Regions from separate parts of the Homo sapiens genome. Here all the other regions are linked to region 1. A link is a loop called in an ENCODE intact Hi-C map of the cell type or tissue named here. Cell type or tissue: mammary epithelial cell. All regions are shown on one strand.

What was found. Peaks named below come from ENCODE experiments on the same cell type or tissue, not always from the same donor. Only the 100,000 strongest peaks of a DNase experiment are listed, where the experiment ranks them.
Region 2: a loop joins it to region 1, with 16 times the contacts of the local background. A loop is called at or near these places in 4 of 110 quality-filtered maps.
Region 3: it touches region 1 in a loop (16-fold over the local background); 14 of 110 quality-filtered maps call a loop at or near these places.

The regions. Positions count from the first base shown.
Region 1 is chr1:228,129,831-228,132,330 of GRCh38, reverse strand. No RefSeq gene overlaps it. Among named protein-coding and RNA genes, the nearest start is that of GUK1, 9.2 kb to the left of the region's middle. In mammary epithelial cell, a CTCF peak has its summit at 1,166 (motif pointing left); a DNase peak (open chromatin) is centred at 1,160; H3K4me3 peaks cover 303 bases; H3K27ac peaks cover 474 bases.
Region 2 is chr1:228,377,355-228,379,854 of GRCh38, reverse strand. It overlaps OBSCN (obscurin, cytoskeletal calmodulin and titin-interacting RhoGEF), which reads right to left. Exons shown (of 116, transcript NM_001386125.1): 113 at 2,143-2,366; 114 at 1,849-1,924; 115 at 1,435-1,584; 116 at 979-1,237. The coding sequence ends at 1,060. Among named protein-coding and RNA genes, the nearest start is that of TRIM11-AS1, 16 kb to the left of the region's middle. RefSeq lists an enhancer at 1,188-1,257. In mammary epithelial cell, a CTCF peak has its summit at 1,046; no DNase peak of the experiment used is centred here; H3K4me3 peaks cover 1,548 bases.
Region 3 is chr1:228,189,942-228,192,441 of GRCh38, reverse strand. It overlaps LOC124904536 (a long non-coding RNA gene), which reads right to left. Exons shown (of 2, transcript XR_007066917.1): 1 at 1-2,500. Among named protein-coding and RNA genes, the nearest start is that of OBSCN, 17 kb to the left of the region's middle. In mammary epithelial cell, no CTCF peak of the experiment used is centred here; no DNase peak of the experiment used is centred here.

The DNA of each region.
Region 1 (2,500 bases):
CCTTGCAGACAGAGTTGTTTTCTTTCTAGTAGTTTAATCCCATATGTTATTACAACTTTTAACTGTTAGAATCTTAATTTCTAGAACACTAGCAAGCATTGTGGTGAACTTATATCAGCATTCACCATTTCATAATTTCTGGAAACAATATTTCATGTTACTAGACCTAAATGCACTTAGCTTTTCTATACCATATAAAAACACGATGCCAAAGTGTTTAAACTTATGCTTAGTAACTAATGTTTCAGTATGCTAACTTACTTAAGACATATTTATACCCATGTGAAGAAAGTGTCTGGATAAAGTCCATCTGCCAAACCCTGAGTGGCCCATTAGGCAGGTCAGAATGGCCAAGGGCTGTTCACACTGGCTTTCCAGCATTGATTTCAAAGCAGGTCTGGCAGGTCAGGTAAGCCCTTTTTAGCAAGTCCATTGACGTGGCCCCACCAGTACTATTCATAAAGGTGATCCTCTTTTCCATAGCCCCATGGCTCAATTCATGCATAATACTTAACAGAAATTTCATGGAGAAAAGTACAGGTAAAAGTAAAAGGACAGGCCTTTTACTTGGTCCACACCAGAGTTCCTCTCTATCACTGAACCATCAGCCTGTATTTTTCCCGTTGTGGTTTTTTTGGCCTCTGGTGCTGGATAATGTTCATCTTTAGTCATGGTTCTAAGATCATCCTTTGAAAATCTTTCCAGCTGGAAAATTACACCTTATGTCTTCATAAGAGGAAGAGAGACCACCCCCCTCACCATATGATGTCCCGAGCCACCTCCCTTAGGACTCTGCAGGGAGTCCCCACCAGCAAGAAGGCCCTCACCAGATATGCCCCCTTGACTTTGGACTTCCTAGCCTCCAGAACTGTGAGAAATCCGTAGGACTCTTAAGGGCAGCATTCTTAGCAACATTCTCAGCAAGGTAGTATCCTCTAGCCTCCACGGAGTCTAGTTTCAAATGGCCTGGAACCTTTATCATGGCCACAGCAGCAGGTATTTGTATTGCATATAATAAATCATAAGGTTCATTATTGAAAGTGAGGAAACCTGTTTCCACAACATTCCAAAATCATGAGCAACTCCAAATACTTACCTGCTATCTGTGTAATGGTTAGCAGATTTCCCCTTAGCGAGAAAGCAGGCTCCAGTGAGGGCAAATAGCTCCACCTGCTGGGCTCAAGTGGCTGAAGGTCAAGAGGCTGCTTTCCCAACCTCAAAGCAAGTGGGCGTAGCATGACCTGCAGGATATTCACCGCGATCATCCTGCAGGTATGAGCTATCTGTGAACCGGGATAGTTTCACATAGTCCAGGGGAGTTTTCTGTAAATCCTTTCGGGAAATCAAAAGATGATCCACTGGCCGGGCGCGTTGGCTCACGCCTGTAATTCCAGCACTTCGGGAGGCTGAGGCGGGCGAATCACGAGGTCAGGAGATCGAGACCATCCTGGCTAACACGGTGAAACCCAGTCTCTACTAAAAATACAAAAAAGTTAGCCGGGCGTGGTGGTGGGCGCCTGTGATCCCAGCTGCTTGGAAGGCTGAGGCAGGAGAATGGCGTGAACCTGGGAGGCGGAGCTTTCAGTGAGCCGAGATCGGGCCACTGCACTCCAGCCTGGGCGACAGAGCGAGACTCCGTCTCAAAAAAAAAAAAAAAAAAAAAAAAAAAAAGATGATCCACTAAAATCAGACAGTGGCATCTCATCCCAGAGTAGAGAGGAAGGAGAGTGGTGGGATTAAGTTTATTACAGCAAGAGAAAGTAATATGGGGAGTGGTTAACAGAAGGGTCTCATAAAAGGTGAGGTGGCTAGAAGAAAATGTGGCACAAAAATGGTCCAAGGAGATCCCCTGACGACTTCTTTGGTGGATTTGACCCACAGGGTGGTGGCAGGGATAGCCCTCAGACAAGGAGATCTGCAAGCTCCCAGGTCCCACTGTTCACTGTAGTATCATATGGGAATATGCTGATTTTCATGCTTTTAAAAAATTTTCAATTTAAATTTTCTTCAGAGACAGGGTCTCACTCTGTCACTCAGGCTGGAGTGCAGTGGCGTGATCATAGCTCACTGCAGCCTTCAACTCCTGGGTTCAAGTCATCCTCCCACCACAGCCTCCCAAGTACATGGGACTACAGGTGTGCTACTATGCCTGGCTAATATTTAATTTTTTTGTGGGGGGGGGGGTCTCGTTATGTTGCTAAGCCTAGTCCCAGACTCCTGTCTTAAGTGATCCTCCCACCTCAGCCCCCCAGCCATGGCCAGCTGCGTGCTTCTCAGTTAAAACTGCCAGGGTGCTTCCTTCTTTTTCATGTACAGAAAGGAAAAATTGGGGGTTGTGTCGCTTCTCGGCCTTTTGGCTAAGATCAAGTGAAGAAGAGGAGTTGCCTTAGTCTCCTGTTGATGTGACTGAATACCTGAGACTGGGCAATTTATAAAGAAAAAGAATTTATTTCTCACAGTTCTGGAGGCTAGGAAGTCCAAAGTCAAGGGGGCATATCTG
Region 2 (2,500 bases), 250 kb before region 1:
ACGTCAGCCTTGTTGCTGGGGACAGTGGAGATCATATCCCCACCCCGGGAACCCTGGGGCTGCTCGAGAAGAGGATGCTATGAAGAGCTGACTGTTTTGGTGATTAAAAGGAGTGTTTAAAACAACCGGGCCTCATTCTGGGTTGCATGCTGTCAGAGAGAGCCAGGACAACTCCATCACTGGATGTCCCCATAAATCTAAGCTGGCCAGGAATCAGCATGACCCATTTTAGCCAAGAGGGGTCGGTTAGCCTCCTCTCCATCTATGCTTAGACATAGGTATGAGGGGCCTGGCCTTGTGTCTGAGGGACCTCTGCAAAAGGTTTTATGTGCAAGAGGAGAAGGCCCTCCCTGCCAGCTCCCAGGTCTCCTGGGCTGCACCTATCTCAAGTTCCCTTTCCCACGTCAAAGAATAGGAGAAAGGACATTCAGCAGCGTTTGAGAGACAACGCGCGCACCCCACGGCCCAGGCTTCCTGCACTCCTGGCAAGGGGCAGGGCGGGGCTCGGCCAGCGTAGTCATTGCCCATGGAATCTCAAACACTGGGTTGCTTTTCACCGAGGCCACGCGCCAGCGACTCTGAAGCCTCCTCTCCTCCAGCGGATCGTGGCCCGCGGCTTCTCGCCCTCGCTTGCACGCTTTGCCCAAGAACTCTTCCCGGGGCAGAGAAGTTGTGGAAACAAGCGGCTGGCCCGACGGCGGAGAAAGCGGGCTGCGGGGCTGCAGGTCAGCGTGATGGAAGAGAGGAAGGCGCACGGCGGGTGGAATAAACGCGCATGGGTGTGAGGACGGAGACGCCCCGAGGGGCTGAACGCGCGGAGCATCGGAGTGAGGGAGCGACCCCTAAGGACGCCTTCTAAGGGGCTCACAGGCCCAAACACAGCGGGGCAGCCTGATCGGCGCCCCAGCCAGAAAGGCGGGGACAGAGCCCTCACTCCCTCTCCTCCCCAAAAGAAAATAATGCAACGAGACGGAAGACTTCTCGCCCGGCTGTGCGTTTTTATTGGCGCGTCTGCAGCGACCCCCAGCGGGGAGACCAAGGGTGTGGCCGGGGCGACCCTCAGCGCACCTGGGCCAGGTTGTGCCTCTTGTACAGCAGCGCGCGTCTCTTCTCGCGATTGCGCACGAAGACGCGCAGCCGCGCGGTAGGGAAGGTCACGGGCGCGGGCCGCGAACAGGCCGGGCCCTCCTCTGTTAGCCACGGGCACTGCAGGCAGCTGGACGCGCAGGGCCGGCCCCTGGGACGGACATAGGCTCAGCACGTGGCCCAGCGGCGGGAGGGGTGTGGGGAAGGCAAGTGGAAAAGGGGAGAGGGGGAAGGGAGAGTACCGAGGGGAAAGGGAGTGGGGGGGCGGGGCGGGGCGGGACGGAAGGAGGAGGGGGCGGGACGGGAGGAGGGGGCGGGGAGAAGGAGGAGGAGAGGGGCGCGCCTTACCAGGGCTGGGCGCACAGAGTGCTGCGCAGGAAGGCCACGGCGCCCCCGGACAGCCCCGCGTAGCAGCGGCTCAGCCGGACCAGCCCCTTGCGCAGTCCTCTCTGCAGGTCGCGTGCACCCTCGCTGCTCACCGGGTACTCGGCGCTCAGCCTGCGCAGGTGGCGGGTGCACGGGCCCTGAGGTCACCCTCCTTGGGTAGACCAGGGCGGAGGGGGAGGGGATGCAGGAGCACTGAGGTCACCCTCGGGTGGCCGGTGCAGGGGCCGTGAGGTCATCCTCGGGTGGACGAGGGTGCAGGGGCCGTGAGGTCACCCTCAGGTGGACGGGGGTGCAGGGGCCCTGAGGTCACCCTCGGGTGGAGGGGGGAGACTGCCCCGCCCACCTAGCAACCCCCAGACAGGTTGGAGGACTCACATGATGAAGGCTGTCACACCGATGGCCCAGATGTCTGTCTGTGGAACAGCCCCCTGGCCCTCCAGGAGCTCTGGAGCTGGGAGGGGCACATGTGGTTGGGCTCAGGTGGAGGGACACAGGTGGTGGGCATGAGTGAGTGGTCCCAGGTGGGATAGGTGGGGCACAGGTGTGTGGGCCAGGTGTGTGGCTGAGTGGGTGGCAGTGGAGCTGGGAGAGAGGACAGCACTGGAGGAGAGGGGGCTTCTTCCTGCCCCCCGCCCCAGGTGAGGTCCCCCCAACTGTCCACACACGCACCCATGGTCTCTAGGTAGTCCTTGAACTTGTCTGAGGGCAGCACCTTCTCCTGGCTGAGGCTCTGTGCATTGCCCAGGTCCACGACCTTGAGCAGGTTGTATTCGGTGATGATCATGTTCTCGGACCTCAGGTCCAGGTGCAGGATGTGCTGGTTGTGCAGGTACTGGGTGGCACTCAACATCTGCCACAGGTAGTCCTTCACCTCGGATTCTGAGTAGGAGGCCCTGGGGGGCAGAAGCTGCTCAGCCCAGGCTCCGGGGTGGGGGCCACCAGGGCCAGGGCTGAGACTACTCCCCGTGGACTGGGAGGGGCACTGGCTGTGCAGAGGGGCCTGGTCCTCCAGCCCCACCCCAGAGGC
Region 3 (2,500 bases), 60 kb before region 1:
AGAAACGGGTGTGGCCAATACACAGAGGGACAGACGGGGCTCAACCCATTCCCAGTCGGGAAATTAAATCCAAGAAACGCCTCTGCTGACCCGTCCACCTGGCGCCTGGGCTGCAGGCCGTGTGTCCACAGGCCATGTGCCCGCAGGCTGTGTGCCTGCAGGAGGAATGCAAACCCTCACCACTTGGTATCCCCTCGCAGCGGCCCTCCATTCTCTGCAGCAGAACGCTTATTGGGGACTGCAGGGAAAAAAGCGTCATTTTCCTCCACTAAGGACAGTTTCTGAACAGTGCCCCCGCCCTGCCCCACAGTGGAAGACTGCAGACCCAGCACCCTATGGGCCCCCAGCCGGGGGTCCTTCCTGGGCTGGTTGGGTTTGGCCTCGAGTACATTGCGACGCTGTGAGGAGGGCCAGTTGCGACACTGTCAGTGACTGCTTGAAAACGGAATGAACTGTCTGTCCACCCAGGTGATGTGAGTAGCACTACTCACAATGGACACGAGGTGGAAGCAGCCCAGGCATCAGATGAATGGATAAACAAAATGACAAACAATCTGATCTTAAAACGGACAAATGACTCAAACACTTCTCCAGAGAAGACACACAACCAACCAAAAAGTACATGGGAAGGTGCTCAACATAGTAACTAGAGAAATGCAAATCAAACCACAATGAGAAATTACCTTGTACCAGGCCAGGCACAGTGGCTCACGCCTGTAATCCCAACACTTTGGGAGGCTGAGGCAGGTGAGCTTGAGCTCAGAAGTTTGAGACCAGCCTGGCCACATGGTGAAACCCCATCTCTACTAAAAATACAAAAATTAGCCAGGCATGGTGGCACACGCCTGTAGTCCCAGATACTCAAGAGGCTGAGGCAGGAACCTGGGAGGCAGAGGTTGCACTCCAGCCTGGGTGATAGTGTGAAACCCAGGCTCAAAAAAATAACAATAATAAAATAAAAAAGAAATTACCTCGTATCCATTAGGATGGCCACTATCCAAAAGCAGAAAATAACAAGTGTTGGCAAGGATGTGGAGAAACGGGAATGCTTGCACACTGCTGCTGGGAATGTAAAATGCTGCAGCTATAATGAAAAACAGTATGGAGGTTCCTCAAAAAATGACACACAAAACTCCCACATAATCCAGCCATTCCACTTCTGGATAGATACCCAGAGGAATTTTATTCTATTTTTGTAGCAGTGGGGTCTTACTATGGTGCCTGGGCTGGTCTCAAACTCCTGGCCTCAAGTGATCCGCCCATCTCAGCCTCCCAAAGCGTTGGGATTACACATGTGAGCCAACATGCCCAGCCTTGCCCAGAAGAATGGAAAGCAGGGTCTTGAAGAGATATTAACACACCCATGTTTACAGCACCACTATACACAGTAACCAAAGGTGGAAACAACCCACATGTATACCCACAGATGAATGGATAAAAACAATGCCGGCCATCCACACGATGGAATAGTATTCAGCCTTGAAAAGGAAAGGGATGCTGACACGAGCTATGACAACATGCTGAATGAAATGCAGCAGACACAAAAGGACAAATCCCATGTGATTCCACTCATAAGAGGCCCCTGGAGTCGTCACAGTCACAGAGGCAGAAGAGAGAATGGTGGTTCCAGGGGCTGAGGAGGGTATGGGGAGTTGGTGTTTGATGGGAACAATTTCAGGCTGGGAAAACAAAGGAGGTCTAGAGATGGGTGGTGGCTGCACAACCCCGTGAATGTGCTGAATACCACTGAATGAGACATTTAAACATGGTTTAAAAGGGTACTTTTTATGTGTATTTCACCACAATTTTTAAAAATAAAAATTTTTTAAACTAATTTCTCATATTTCATCAATTCTGAGAACTCTTCCTCCTGCATTCCAGCCAGGCACATGGGACATGCCTCTGTTCAATGCCACCCCATGGTCACCATCAGACACACAGGGCTCCGTTCTCATGGGCACTGGTACGTCCCCACCCAGAGGCCTCCTCAACTGACCCCGAGTGAGCTGAGACCACAAAGCTGGGCTCAGACTCGCAGGGACTCGTCGGGAGAACGTGGCTGCTCCCTGGTGACCACAGCCTCAGAAACGCAGCCAAATGCCCGGGACTCACGTCCGGGACTCATGCCCTGGAAGCCCATCCTGTTGTATCAGAGCAAAATGAACCAGAGAAGCCGCTGGTTCAGAAGACGCTGCTCTGAGATTTCTCAGAAGGGTCAGGGGAGGAAGGTCAGCGTTCACATTAAATTAATTCTCCCAGCTGTAACTGTTGGTCCTCTGCTGGACCATGGCCACGCCTGTTATTGTCCCTGATCTGAATGCTGGGTGAAGGAAGGGACCATGATCTTGCCCACAACGCCTGGGCCCCACAGGTTGGCTCTCCCCATGCAGAAATAATAAGCAGGGCCATGAGGCATGAGGACCAACTCTGGGGCACATGGCCAGGACATAGGCCACAGGGATCCAGAGGACGTCCTGAGAGTTGTTGAGGCCACGTGGCA